3 separate regions of the Homo sapiens genome follow, and regions 1 and 3 are each linked to region 2. The links are chromatin contacts, found by Hi-C or POLR2A ChIA-PET in ENCODE. All regions are on one chromosome and are shown on one strand. The core of a region is the stretch at or near the end of the contact, and the rest is flanking DNA. Distances in the headings are between cores, read along the strand shown. Region 1 holds the start of DOCK9-DT (DOCK9 divergent transcript). Region 2 holds the start of ERCC5 (ERCC excision repair 5, endonuclease). Region 3 holds the start of CLYBL (citramalyl-CoA lyase).

Region 1 (4,919 bases), core at 1,543-4,042, 3.8 Mb after region 2:
GACCAAGTTTCTGCTGAAACTTTAACACTAGGAATGTCCCATTTGTTATCAACAGCACTTCACCAGGAAGAAGAGGCTCCACTCTGGGTTGCTGGGTCCATCTTCCTGGGCTTAGTTCACGTTTCCATGCCGCCTTGTCTGTCAGAACCTGTGCTTGGTTAGACATTGCCAGTGACTACTGTTGGCACATTGTCTGTTGTTCTCTGCTTCCTAAATGAAAATCTGCCAATTCTAGAATATACTGAATCAGCAAGTAAGTACAGAATTTAGGAGTGGTAGAGATATGGATAAAATTGGTAGGTTTGGGGAATTCTTCACTTTCCAGATATACATATATTTAAATAAAATTTATGGTAGGTCATTGTCTTGGACTGAGCTCCTGAACTAGGCCCCAACAGACCAGACTAAAATGAAGCCACTGTGTTAGGTGCCACGTAACTAAACAGAGATTTTAAAAAACAGGAAAATCCCCAAAAGGGCCAGTTTTCCAAAAACCAGGAGATTCACAGCAACCAGTCAAACGGGGCCCAGTCAGCCTGAGCCAGCTAAGGCAGCCCCCTCTGCTTTAACCCATAAAGGAGAGTAACCTGAAGTTACCCGATGTGCTTTCGGCACTATGCTTTTCCCTTGTTCCTGCTTAAGTTACCTTAACAAAACCCAGCTGTTCTTCCATTCCCACAAGAGCTCCCGTCTATTTTGTAGTCAGAATGCTGCCTGGTTCATGCATTGCTAATAGAAGCCAATTAGATCTTTAAAACCATTTGTTGAAATTTTGTTCTTTAGACTACACACACACACACACACACACACACACACACACACTCTACTGTAATCATATAGCTCTTAAAAAAAGAAAAGAAAAAAGAATATAAAACCCTACAACCTTAGGTGCTTTTGTTGTTGTTTTTAATTTAAAAAGACAAAATTGTTCGCCTTGTATAGAAGTAGATACAGCTTAGAGAGCCAAGGTAACAAGAGGGGAAAAGTTTGTGTTGTCTGGTACTTTTGAGGGAGTCAGAAGCCTAAAGGGAGGCTCTAACTCATGATTCTCAGAAGACAACTGTTGTCAACAGTTCAAATGAGAACTGAACGGCCACACTCCTGCAGCTGAAAGGAGTCAATGCGAGCTGAGTTGCTCTCACCGAACAGAGTGCGTTCCCCGGGGAGGCAGGGAAAGGCCGGCTTGCACCTGCTCTGTCACCCAGCTCCACTCTTAGGACAGAAGAGGTCTGGAAAATGTCTGGGCCATTCCCTCATTTCACGGAGGAGGAAATGGGTTAGTGTGTAATTGTTTTTATCATCACCCTTGTTTTATCTTTCAATCTGCCAGGCTCACTCAATGCTACATCCTGCAGTCCCCACCCACTGGAGAAACAATCCGATCCTGCAAGTAATTATTGAGTGCGGACGGCATACCTCACCTCCAGACCTGCCCATTAAACCCAGAACGGAGGTGTTTTGCTCTCTGCGCTAGATCGGTATTTTCCCCTACCACTTTAAGATTACGCTTCAGGCCAGTGTTAGGCTTTCTGGTGGGGTGGGACGCAACAGGCGGCCTCCTCCACCGCAGCGATGGCGGCTATGAAACCTCTGGGTATTTGGGCGGGAGGCGCGGCAGGTATTCTCCCAAAACTGGGTTTTCAAGACCACCACTCTCTGCGGAGGCCGACCCGGCAGGTAAGGAACTGTCCATCGGAAGGCAACGGGCGTGGCGTGAGCAGCCCGACCAATCAGCAGAGCCGCCGTTCAGTCAGGCTCCCCGCCCGGGGTACCCGCCCAGTCCCCAACCACTGAGCATGCGCCGCGGGCCTGGCGCAAATCCCCGCCTGGCGCGCCCTCTCCGCGGCCCTGTGAGGGTTAGGCTGCGCCGGGCTTCCTCAGAGAGACAGAAACGGAGCCGGGGCGGGAGCGGGCCCTTAGGGACAGGAAAGCGGTTAGGGTATTGGGGGGAAAGTCCCTCACAGGGTGGCTGTCGCTAGCGGCCGCCAGCTCTGCGTCACGGTGGGCTCGCAAGCCGGCGCATCGCAGTTTCCCTGGTACCCCGCCTGGCGGTCCGGCGCGGAGGGGCGGCAGACCGGCTAAATCGGCCCCAGTGAGGGCCGCCGTGTCACCTGAGCCCCTTCCAGGCCGTTGTCCTCAGGTTACAGGCGACATAACCGAGGCTCCGAAGTATTGCCCACGTCCAAGGTGACGCAGCTGGCCGTCCCGGCGGGCCGGAGTCTGGGAGTCTCCCACGCCTGGCCCGGCCCAACCGTCATCGTCCCGCCGCGAGCTCCGTGCCTCCGGGGACTGAACGGTGGGGAGGCCGAGGCGCCACACGAGCGCGCGGCGCCCCGCGCCAGGTTCCGAGCAGGGACGCTCCGTCCAGGTCCGCCTGGCCGGCCGCGGGTTCCGATCGGTGCCACATAAATAAAGGCTACTTTCCTGAGACCTCTGTCCCCGCAGAGGCCCCGGGCGCAGAGGGGGGGCGTGGTGCACCGAGCTCCGACCCTGCCGGTGACTTCGGGGTCCCCTCGAGCGCAGCCGGGCTCCCTGGGCAGGAAACCCTGCTCCGAAACCGCGCATCGTCCAGCCTCGGCTGTGCGCCCTCTTGGTGGCGTGCGCAGTCCCCTCCTCCGGTCTTCGGACGTGCGGCCCGGGGCGGAGGCGGCCCCGACCCCCCACCTTCCCCAGTGAGGGTCCCGCGCGGCACGCCGCCCCTGCCAGTCCGGCCGCCTAGCTCCAGCGCCGGGCCGCGCCGACCTGCCTGGCCCGCCGTCCCGCCGCGGCGGCCCCTCCTCCGCCGTCCGGGCGCCCCGCCCCGCCCGCGCCGCGCCGGACACCCCGCCCCGAGGAGGCGGCCCGGCGAGTGGTCGCCGAGGGAGGCTGGTGGCATGGGGGAGCCGCCGCCGCCACACGCACGGTCGCCCGGAGCGAGCCCGGGCGCTGCTGCGATCGCGGGGGGCCGCGGACGCCGAGGGGGGCGCCTTGGGGCGTGACACGGTGCAGAGGGCGCGGCCTGGGCTGCGGCGGCCGGACTCGCGGCGAGCAGCGGGGGGAGCAGGCGGCGGCGGCGCCGGGAGCGGCGGGCGGAGCGGGCCGGGCGCCGAGGGCGCACCTGGCGGCCGCGCGGCCGGGCCGGGCCGCGGGAGCAGGCGGAGGCGGAGGCGGCGGGGGCAGGAGGATGTCGCAGCCGCCGCTGCTCCCCGCCTCGGCGGAGACTCGGAAGTTCACCCGGGCGCTGAGTAAGCCGGGCACGGCGGCCGAGCTGCGGCAGAGCGTGTCTGAGGTGGTGCGCGGCTCCGTGCTCCTGGTGAGTGCGGGACGACCGCGGGCCGGGGGAGGATGGCGGGGGCGCAGGCAGCTGCGGGCCCCGGGCCGGGCGCCTCTTAGTCGGCAGGGCTGAGGCAGAGCGGCCGACCCTGCTGGGTCCGCGGAATCAAGAGGTGGGGCCGGCGGGAGGGAGTTGGACAGGGGAGAAGAGAAGGTCCTGGAGGGGCTGCAACTCCCAGACCCCTCCCCGCCACCCAAGATCCTGTCCCCATCGCTGTCCCCTTCCTCCTGGGAAATTTCCGCAGAGTGATGTCGCCCTGTCACTCTTTTCACCCCGCTCTCTCCCAATTTACCTGCTTTCTGTCAACTGGGAAATTACACTCTCCCCCCTCCCCCGCATCCCTCCCCCGTATCCCTCCCCCGGCCTCCCTCTCCTTCCATGTTTTGGAGGGGCGCAGGGGAATTGAGGTGGGGGCTTCCTCATCCAGTCTGCGCTCAGGGTGGGAGATGCCCCTGCTAACCCTTTGAGTTGGCTGAACTCCAGGAGGGAAGGACTTCGGCATCCTCTCCTGCGCCCCCCACCTCCAAGCCGGTATCCTGAAGTTTGGCCGCCTTTTAGGAAGGCTTGGGGGGCATGATGGGAACCCTCGCTAATTTAGTATTGGTGCAAATTCCTGTGACGTTTGGGGGTTCTAAGTAAGCAAAGCCATCAGCCCAAAACGAATCTTCCCGTGGCAGAACGTCTTTAGAGAATAGGCCTCTGGGTGTGAGGAAGATGAAGTTTTCGATTAACTTTTTCACAGCCAGCGCCGGTCCTGCTGTATTTGGAAACGCACTACAACCCGATTCACCTGGATGGTGCGGGAGTGGAGCGACGTTTGAGCAGGAGCGAGCTCTGCAGGGCAGCTGGAAACTTTTAGCAGCTCCTTGCGTTGCCGCCGGCATTTGTTTTCTTGAAACGGGCTTGTTTGTGGGTGGGTGTGACTTGTGTTTGTTGGAACAGTGCAAGAAGATGGGCCTTGGAAGTGGTTGTCTGGGCCCTGTGGGGGATTGTCGGGGCAGAGTGCCGGGCCCCTTAACACAGGGGCGGATGCATCATTTTGGTGGCAGATCGATGCCCTTCCTGGGCAGACACAGAATTGCGTGAATGACGTTTGTGGAGATTGGAGATGAAGCTTCGCTGATTTCTATATCCAGTTTGCTCAGTTTGAATTTTCTCTCGATTGCTAGCTCTGCCAACTCCAAATTTCTCCAACTCCAGTTTGATCCATAGTAAACAAGGATTTAATTTTTCTATTTTAGGGAAGTCGATTAGGTAAGGAGTAGAGCAGGAGTTGGGAATAGACCAGAACCTGGCCATCTCTTCCATAACCAGCTAACTTCTGTGTGGCTTCCTGCATCTTCCTGAGTTTTGCCAGTGCATGTTAAGGATAAAGCCTGCAACTTCTTTGGCATCTTTTCTGTTCTCACACAGAAGTTGGTTCCTTTATCTGGGGCCTGCCGTGGTCATCAGGGATTTGAGGCAGAAGAAGAGTAAATAAAGTGTACCAGTGTGCCATGATTTCCAAAGTGCTGCAGGTACTGGTTTAATAAGCCGTGTAGATGGAGCCCAGGAGTGCTGGTGCAGACACAACACTGCTGATGTGCAGTAGTCCCCGAATATCTGC
Region 2 (4,597 bases), core at 368-2,867:
TCAAAGTACCCTGTATAAAAACTTTTAAGCCAAAAATCAATTACAGATTTATTTAAAGATTATTCACTTGCAAAAAATGATAATCTCATTATGTTTTAAAACTTATCAATGTCGTTTTATTTATAAGTTTTGTACCTACTGAAGAATTAGGGCTCCACAGTCAGGGATTCCTTTGCTGAACGCCCACACACTCTTGCACTCCATTTCCCGTCCCCAATCCCCCCGCAATCATTTACAGGACTCTTTCCACAAGCCCACGAGCCCCTAGACTCATAGATCCCCATTTAGGAAATTGGTGTAAGGTATCACCAGATTCTGAGCCAGAATAGATACTCAAAAAAAAAAAAAAAATGACTACATAACAAAGAAAAAGATAAAAATTTCAAAAGCAGTATCACGTTTTGCTAATGAAAAAAGAATTTAATTCCAATGACAAACAAAACCAGCCAAACATGTACAGAAACAATAGTCCTTAAAAAGTCAATTTAAAAAATGGGTAAAACACCTGTCCACACTATCCTTCCTCTAAGAAACATAAATGGGGCAAGACTCAAGCAAAACTAATCGTCGAAGTCTACTCTGCTCTCCTTACTGACCTCCCGGACAGGATAATAACTTTAAGATTTACTGTATTAATCGCACTAAACTTCTCTCATGTAGGCAATTTCTTTATTCCTCATTCCAATCCTGTGTGTAGATACTATCACCACCTCTACTTTGCAGATGAGAGAACTAAGGCAGAGAGGAACATAAAGCACTGCCACAAAGTGACAAACCAGGATGCACAGGCCGCTAAGACTGCAAAGCTGGGGAAAGCAGACAGGGCGGCCCGCCTCATCACCCGATTCCGCAATCAACCTACCACGGATCAAAAATATTTGCGATGGAAAAAAATAAATAAATAAAACATACCAATAAAAACTACAAAAAATTTTAAAATACAGTATAACAACTATTTACAGATCACTTACATTGCATTCGGCATTACAAGTAAGCTAGAAACGATTTAAAAGATTACGGAAGTGGGTAGTTTATATGCAAATACCACGCCATTATATAAGGGAGTTGAAGGAACTTGAACATCGTGGTATACGGAGGAGGGGCTGGAACCAAAGCCCCGGGGATACCGAGGGACGACTGTACTTAGAAAACCTAGTGACAGAGATTCTATAGCGACCCCGACCCCGACCCAAGACCATCATCCTGCAGATGCCACTGTGCCCAAGGCAGAGCCCCGCGAGGAATCCAGCCCCGAATCCCTGCACCCCAAGTCCCAACGCGGCGTTAAGGATACCAACAGCCAGGATCTTCCCTTCCAGCGCTTCGGGGCTGACCTGCCGCCCGGAGCACTCCAGCAGCTTCCAGAGCCCCTGGACCCCCATGAGGCGGCTGCGTCCTAAGAGCGGACCCCGACAACTTCTACTCTAATTCTTCTACGACGGACTGCACCGCCGCCTAGGACCCCGGGAGGAAGCCCTCCCTGCTCCTACACAACAAAGATGGCAAATAATACAGAAGCCACGGTTTTCCAGTGGGGGACGGCACTAATGGGAGCGCATTAAAGCGGAGAGACTCTGGCTGCAACACGTCTCAGCAGCTGTCACCGCCTCCCGGAAGAAAGACAGGTCCAGAGAATGGCCGTTGGCGGGGAGGGGCAGGGCCTCGCCTCGCCCAGCGCTTAGGCCCAAACGTCTGCGCCGCTAATGGAAGACCGGGGTGCAAGGGCCACGCAGGCGACGGAAACAGCCAGAAGATGTCCCTGCGACACCTCCCGCCTTCGCTGGTGGGTCCGCAAACCCATGAAAAATGGGCCCGCTCGGTTTCCGTCTAATACGACGCGCAGGGCGGAAGCTCCGCCTCCGCACATGACGTATATTTTCTGCGCTTGCAGCACTCCGGAAGTGAGAAGTTTAGCGCCAGTGGTGATGCCTTGGTGGTTACTTGCTTCCGTCACGCTGGCATCCTGAAGGCGTTAAGCATTAAAACAATGTGCAAAAGCGCCTTCTTGGTGGAGTAACGGGCTTTTGTTTTTGTTTGAGACAGGGTCTCACGCTGTCGCCCATACTGGAGTCCAGTGGCGCATTCTTAGCTCACTGCAGCCTGGAACTCCTGCTGCCCGAGCTCAAGCAACTTTCCCATCTCAGCCTCTCAAGTAGCTGGGACCGCAGGTGCGCACCACTATGCTTGGCGAATTATTTTTGTAGAAATGAGGTCTCCCTGTGTTGCCCAGGCTGGGAACTATTTTCTACACGCTTTTTTAGTATCGGTTTCTACCTTTGCGCCGCCGTGTGTGAAGATACTTAACACAAAGTGTTGTTTTACACGTGAAGAGACAACCAAAAGGTGGATGCCTTCTTGGTTTTGTACTATTTATTTATATGCTAGCACGTAGTAACTAAAGAATAATAAAATTTAAAGCCTGTGAAAATGTTAGGGTCCCAAAATTACTAAGCAAAAGGGAAAAGTCAAGCTGGGAACTGCTCAGGGCAAAACCTGCCTCCCATTCTAGTCAGTCATCCTTCTGCTCACTGAGATAGATGCATATTCTGATTGTCTCCTTTGGAAAGGCTTATCAGAAACTCGTATGCAGCCTTTTGTCTCTCATCTACCTGTGACCTAGAAGCCCTTCCTGCTTCCGAGTTGTCCCCACCTTTCTGGAAGGAACCAGTGTACTTACATATGTTGATTGATGTCTCCTGTCTCCCTAAAATGTATAAAACCAATCTGTGCCCCAACCACCTTGGGCACATGTCATCTGGACTTCCTGGGGCTGTGTCACAGCTGCGCGTCCTTAACGTTGGCAAAATAAACTTTCTAAATTAACTGAGACCTGTCCCAAATTTTGGGGGTTCACAAGCCTTAATCCTTGACATATAGTTTAGTTTTCTTCAGCATCTAAAAGTTATAATGCCGCGGCTTGTAGATCAGAAAGGACTAGAAATCAATTAACAGAGTAACCCCAGAAAAGGCCACAGCTCTGGAACCCTCAGGCCAAGATTCAAATCCCCGCATCGTGCCTCACTATGGTGTTTAGCATCCCTGAAGTCACAGTTGTTCAGAATTTGTGTCTCCATCAGTAATCAGGGCATAAAACCAACCTTGCAGACTTCAGTAAGTATTCAAGGTGTTACATGCAACGCACTTAGCACTAGTAACTATAAAGGATAGTATTAGCATCCATATTTGTTCAAATTGGAACGAAATTTAAACTCAGTGAAAAGGCTGACTTAAGGGAGCAGGCAATTTTTTAAAGACTTCTTTATAACAGAAGTATACGGGAAATTGATTTTTTTTATTTTTTTATTTTTTATTTTTTTGACAGGGTCTCACTCTGTCGCCCAGGCTAGAGTGCAGTAGTGCAGTCTCAGCTTACTGCAACTTCCACCTCTCAGGCTCAAGTGATGCTCTTGCCTCAGCCTCCCGAGTAGTTGAGATTACAGGCCCCCACCACCACGCCCTGATTTTTTTTTTTTTGAGACAGGGTCTTGCTTTGTTGCCCAAACTGGTCTCAAACAATCCTCCTGCCTCAGTCTCCCAAAGTGCTGGAGTTACAGACATGAGCCACCGTGCTCCGTGGAGAAATCCATTTTTAGCAAAACCACTTCTATGCTCAATAAGATGGTTCACAGTGGCCATGTTTGGTTGACCTAGTCACATCTAATTTGCTACAGGAATAATCCTGACAAAGTGTTTTTTGCATTTCCTCCATATGTAAAGTAATCCCCAGAAACTGTTCCCAGTTGTTATTTTACTGAGAGTAATATAACTGCCTGTTCAGTATTTGTCTCTTCCCCATGGTAAACTGTAAACTTACTGAAACGAAGAACGATTTTCGTGACTGCTACATCCCCCAATCCTGGCACTTAGCAGTTCTGTAAATATTGCCTAAATGACCTCTTAAGCCTCTAGTCTAAAGCTCTCCAGTGCACCTTGCAGTCTGCTGAAAGAATCTGCTTGGAGGTTAGGCTGATCATTCATTCAGATCTCATCTGAACCATATGTTGCCTTGTGTTATGGTCTGAATTGTGTCCTCCAAAATTCATCTGTGGAAGCCTGAGTACCTCAGAATGTGACTATCTGAAGACACAGCGTTTAAAAATGATTAAATTGAAACGAGGCCATTAGGATAGGCCCTAAATCCAATTTGACTGGTGTCTTTGTAGAAAGAGGAAATTGGGCCACAGGGAGAGACTCCAGGGATGATAGGCACAGAGGAAAGGCCTTGTGAGGACACAGTGAGAAGGCGGCCCTCTGCAGGTGAAGGAGACAGGCCTCAGAAGAAACCAAACCTGCCTGCTCCTGGACTTCTAGTTTCCAGAACCATGAGAAAACAAATTTCTGTTGTTTACGCCACCCTGTCTGTGGTGTTTTGTTATGGTAGCCCTGAGAAACTAAGACACTGTGATCCTAGGCAGGTTTCTTCACCAATGAAACCCTCAGTTTCTGCCAGTAAAATTAGAATGCGACCAACATCTTGTTGTTCTTGTTGCTGCTGAGCTATTTAAGAACTGACCTGGTAATGGTGTATAATTTAGTTTGTTGAGTGAATCGCTGGTACAGGAGGGGTGGGAGTGTTATTGGTAAAGTTGAGATGCAG
Region 3 (4,704 bases), core at 1,129-3,628, 3.2 Mb after region 2:
ATGGGAGCCTCCGAAAGAGAAGAGAGAGATAAGAGAGTAGACTTTTTTGAGAGAACAATAGCCAAAAACTTCCCAAATTTGATGTATACACATCCAAGAAACTCAATAAACTTCCAAGAGGATAAACTCAAACAGATCTACACACATCATAATAAAACCACCGAAAGACCAAGACAAAGAGAAAATCAAGCAAAAAAAAAAAAAAAAAAAAAAAAAAAAAGACTCATCACTTACATAGAACCCTAATAACATTAACGTCTGAATTCTCATTAGAATAATGGAGGCAAAAAGACAGTGCGATAATACGCTTTAAAATGCTCAAAGGAAAAAAAATGCCAATCAAGAATCCTATATTCAGCGGGTAGACATGTCGAGAACAGACCAGTGTGCTAAGGCGGGTGAGGAGCACTGAGTTAACCCCCAGCGTACTGGCGTGGGGACTGTGTGCGCTCACTGGACCCGCTACTGAACAGGTCACAGACGCTGGCCCCCTCAAAAGGCGCCAGAAAAGGACCCTTCTGGACCAGCCTGGATACACTGCCTGAGCTGCTCCTCTAGGGCGAGGGGTGACTCCCCTGTGCCAGGGGCAGCGGAGGAAATGGGAAAGTGGGATGCATAAGACTAGGTGGGTCCTCCCATAGGACATGGGTGACTGAAGAGTCACAGTGCAAGAAGACGTAAGAAGTTCAGACCCAGGCCGGGCACGGTGGCTCACGCCTTTAATCCCAACACTTTGGGAGGCCGAGGCAGGTGGATCACCCGAGGTCAGGAGCTCCAGACCAGCCTGGCCAACATGGTGAAACCTCGTCTCTATTAAAAATACAAAAATTAGCCGGGCATGGTGGCGGACGCCCTGTAATCCCAACTACTCCGGAGGCTGCGGCAGGAGAATCACTTGAATCCGGGAGGCGGAGGTTGCAGTCAGCTGAGATGGCGCCATTGCACTCCAGCCTGGGCGACAAAAGCGAAACTCCATCTCGGAAAAAAAAAAAAAAAAAAAAAAAAAGAAGTTCCAGACCACCAGGCCGGCCATGGTGGCTCACGCCTGTAATCCCAGCACTTTGGGAGGCTGATCCGGGTGGACCCCCTTGAGGTCAGGAGTTCGAGAACAGCCTGGCCAACATGGCGAAACTCTGTCTCTACTAAAAATACAAAAATTAGCCAGGGGTGGTGGTGCACACCTGTAATGCCAGCCACTCAGGAGGCTGAGGCATGAGAATCGCTTGAACCCAGGAGGTGGAGGTTGCAGTAAGCCGAGATTACACCACTGTACTACAGCCTAGGTGACAGACCGAGACTCTGTCTCAAAAAATAAAAATAAATAAATAAAGAAGTTCCAGACCAGGAGCCATACACTTAGTGTTTGAACCAAACTCTCTCATTACTGGTCATAGGGCTTTGAGAATCCTTAACCTTTCTGACCCTGTTTTTTCATCTTTATAAACATGACACCCAACTTCTTCACATGGTGGTCAAGGGAACCAAATGAGACCATGTATGTGCACGTACCTAGGCGATGGGCAAGTGCTAGACCAGCGGTTCTCAAAGTGTGGTCCAAAGACACCTGAGGGGGTCCCTGAGACCCGTTGAGAGGGTCTGCTTGGTCCTCCCTTTCCCAACTAATATCTGCATCTGCATGAGCCCAGAATTTCTTTCAAATATTTCCTTCAAAACAGCTGATATGAGACTCCAGCTGTCCTTTATTAAACCAAAGAAATTTTCAAAAATATAAAAACCATGAGCCAATCTTCTCACTTTTTTTTTGAGAAGTTATGCATTAAAGTGTTATTTGTATTAAAAGTTAATGGGTTTGTTATTAAGTGAATATTTTTTAAATTTCTGGTTTAATTCCTCATGCACAAAAATCAATAGATATAAGCAAAAGCTTTGGGGGGTCCTCAAATTATTTTTAGACGTGTAAACGGGTCCTGAGACCAAACCGTTTGGGAACCGCTGTGTTAAACGAACCGCAGGTGTTCTTCACCAGGCAAGCCGCCTCTCAAAGACTGGCGCGTTCACGTTTGCCATTTGGGGGAGGCAGGCAGTTTTGTTTCCTGGGGCTGAGTCCAGGTAATTCGACCTAAGGTGTGTACCCATTTTCCGGGTGCAACGAGGGCCCTCCCAAAGGGAGGCGCGGGCGGCAGCGACCTTGGACGAGGTCGAGCCAGCGCGTGGGAGGCGCATGGTGCTTCCGTCCGGCTGGGTTCCCGTGAGGGCTTGGGGAGGCCGCGCCCGGCCCGCGGGGCTGCAACAGGAGCCGACCCGCGGCGAGCCGGGCCGGGAAGGCGGGGAACGGGGACCTGCACTCACAGCCTCAGCAGCGCCGCCGCCGCAGCTCCGCGCGCCGCCCTCCGCAGCAGACGTAGCGCCATCTTCCCGACGCGCGCGCCCCGCCCTTTGCCTTTAGCCACGCCCACCCCACATTCCACGCCCCCACGGCGACACCGACCCCCCCCCCGTCCCAGGCCCCGCCTCGCTCTGTCTTCGCCCCGCCCCGTCCCGCCAGCCACACCCCGCCAGCCACGCCCTCCTTCCTCCCAGCACCCGCTCCGCCCCGCGGCGAGTCCCGAGGTCAACTGCCCTCCCGGCCAGGGCTTAGGACCTTCGTCCCCGCTGTCATGGGGGACAGAGCAGAGGATCTGAATGGTTGGGGCCTCTTTGAGGGGCCTCTCTGGTGACCGAATCCAACTCTCTGAGCTTCTGAGTTTTTGAGGCAACTGTTGACAGACTGCGTTTTCCCAGCCAGAAGAGCCAACATTTCTAGGGATTTCTTCGCAGCTTTTGTTGTTAAAATACCGCCTAATACTTTGTGAGCCCCATCATGTGCATATCTTGGTTAGCAATTAATCTAGAGTGGTCAAAGTGCAGGAAGGCTGCATCCTGGAACACACATGCCTGCAATAGGTCAGAGCAGCTGTTGGCACTCTCTGGGCAGGGAAACTGACAGCAGCTCTTTACTCTGCCCCCTGCAGCCGTTCTGCAGCGGTGAGAACGCCGAGGCGTTAAAACAGGCTGGGCCCTGCCCCTGCCTCTTCTTTCACCTTCCCTGATCCAGCCGGCCTCCACCTGCCGACCTTCACCTACCCGGGCCCATGTTACCCCTTAACCATGTCTTTTCCTTGGCACTCGGCATGTTTCTTTTTCAGCTGTGACTCCGTTCCATTCATGCTCTAGACTTAAACCTGAAACCGTTTCTCAGAACCTTCCAGTGGAAGCTGACTTGTGCTCTTGGATGCAAAAAGTGGCCGTTTAAACAAACAAAAGCCTTTTCAGCCAGAGGGGGTTCCAAGATTTGGAAAAGTCCAGGTGACTGGGAACATGGATGCTAAACTTCTGCTGAGCCTAAGAATTATTGTTATATTCGATACCAACAGGGGAGACTGCTCAACCCCTTGGTGCCCTCCCCCAGCTCCCACGCCTGCTCCACCTCAGGCCTCGCCTGTCTACTCCAATTTGGTCACTTTCTTGTCACCACCTTAGTCCCAGCCAGTGCCCGGTCCAGCCATACTGAAGCCTGAGGCAAAGGCAATTTCAGTAACACCAATCCTGTCTTTAATTAAAATTTTGATATTTTGTTCATAATGGGATTTTTCCATTATCTTGGTTTTTAGTTTAGAATATTACTTTTTTTTTTTTTTTGAGACAGTCTTGCTCTGTCGCCCAGGCTGTAGTGCAGTGGCACGATCTCAGCTCACACACTGTAACCTCCACCTCCTAGGCTTGAGTGATTCTCACCCCTCAGCCTCCTGAGTAGCTGGGACTACAGGCAAGTGCCACCACTTCCAACTAATTGTTTTGTATTTTTAGTAGAGATAGGGTTTCACCATGTTGGCTAGGCTGGTCTCGAACTCGTGGCCTCAAGTGATCCATCCGCGTCAGCCTCCCAAAGTGCTGGGCTTACAGGCATGAGCCACCATGCCAGGCCAATATTACTTATCTTTTTTTTTTTTTTTTTTTCTGAGATGGAGTCTCGCTCTGTCGCCCAGGCTGGAGTGCAGTAATTACTGAGACTTCTCCTTAAATTTTGCATCCCAGGCTGGGGCTGCACTCACCTCACTCAAGTCTGATTCTGGACATCATCATCCTTTACCTGGATTATTTCAAAGCCTCCTTGCTCCCATTCTTCCCTCCTACAATCACCCGTTTGCCATAAAACCTGGCTGACCTTTTAAAAGCATGACGCAGCTCCTAGTTCCAGAGTTGACTTGCTGTGTGACTTTGGTCAAGTTTCTTAAGCTCTCTGTTTCCTCATCTATAAAATGGGGGTATAAATACCTCATCACCTCATAGGCTTGTTATAATGATAGACTGAGTTTACATATACATAGAGAGAGACTGCACACTTAAAATCTAAGCAAGTTCTCAGTAGTGTTAACTATTCCTCATTATTATTGTCATTGCATCGCTTCCCTTCTTAAAACCCTTTAGTGGCTTTAGAATAAAATCCGAGTTCTTCCCCATGACCCTTAAAGCCTCACACGGTCTGGCCCCTGCCAGCCTCTCCAATTTATCTCCAGCCCCACTCATCTTCTGTCTGTGTTTTCTAAGTCCACGAGGCTCTCTCCCACCGTGGGGCCTTCACACATGCCGTTCCTCATCCCCAGAATGCTCATGGCTACACCTGCTCATCCTCCAGGACCTTCAGCCTACGTGCCACCTCCTCACAGGGGCCTGTGCTAATAACCTAAAGATCCCCAACGGCGC

The links. A loop is a pair of places that touch in the nucleus more often than their neighbours do. ChIA-PET counts read pairs that join two places held with the same protein, here RNA polymerase II (POLR2A). Pooled maps may share reads with other maps.
Region 1: a loop to region 2 is called in a map of CD8-positive, alpha-beta T cell, with 6 times the contacts of the local background. The contact joins the promoter of DOCK9-DT here to the promoter of ERCC5 in region 2. A Hi-C loop is called at or near these places in 2 of 168 maps with a recorded cell type or tissue (CD8-positive, alpha-beta T cell and naive thymus-derived CD4-positive, alpha-beta T cell) and 7 of 50 pooled maps.
Region 3: a pooled map shows a loop between it and region 2 (9-fold over the local background). The contact joins the promoter of CLYBL here to the promoter of ERCC5 in region 2. A Hi-C loop is called at or near these places in 1 of 37 single-sample maps with no recorded cell type and 8 of 50 pooled maps. POLR2A ChIA-PET finds 5 or more read pairs at or near these places in 2 of 52 experiments (CD4-positive, alpha-beta T cell and activated T-cell).

What each region holds. Positions count from the first base shown.
Region 1 is chr13:99,084,596-99,089,514 of GRCh38, reverse strand. It overlaps DOCK9-DT (DOCK9 divergent transcript), which reads right to left and starts at 2,792. Exons shown (of 1, transcript NR_047482.1): 1 at 890-2,792. It also overlaps a transcript of DOCK9 not described here. RefSeq lists enhancers at 1,107-1,666, 2,229-2,790 and silencers at 1,671-1,900, 2,481-2,540, 2,631-2,940, 2,981-3,460.
Region 2 is chr13:102,843,052-102,847,648 of GRCh38, reverse strand. It overlaps ERCC5 (ERCC excision repair 5, endonuclease), which reads right to left and starts at 1,617. Exons shown (of 15, transcript NM_000123.4): 1 at 1,295-1,617. The coding sequence starts at 1,382. All of the region lies in intron 9 of BIVM-ERCC5 (BIVM-ERCC5 readthrough), which reads right to left. RefSeq lists a silencer at 829-878 and enhancers at 1,040-1,862, 1,229-2,018, 2,229-2,278, 1,863-2,687.
Region 3 is chr13:99,604,364-99,609,067 of GRCh38, reverse strand. CLYBL (citramalyl-CoA lyase) reads right to left here and starts at 2,378. Exons shown (of 9, transcript NM_206808.5): 1 at 2,311-2,378. The coding sequence starts at 2,372. It overlaps LOC105370332 (a long non-coding RNA gene), which reads left to right and starts at 3,219. Exons shown (of 3, transcript XR_931674.3): 1 at 3,219-3,306. RefSeq lists a silencer at 2,038-2,597 and enhancers at 2,319-2,613, 2,536-3,515.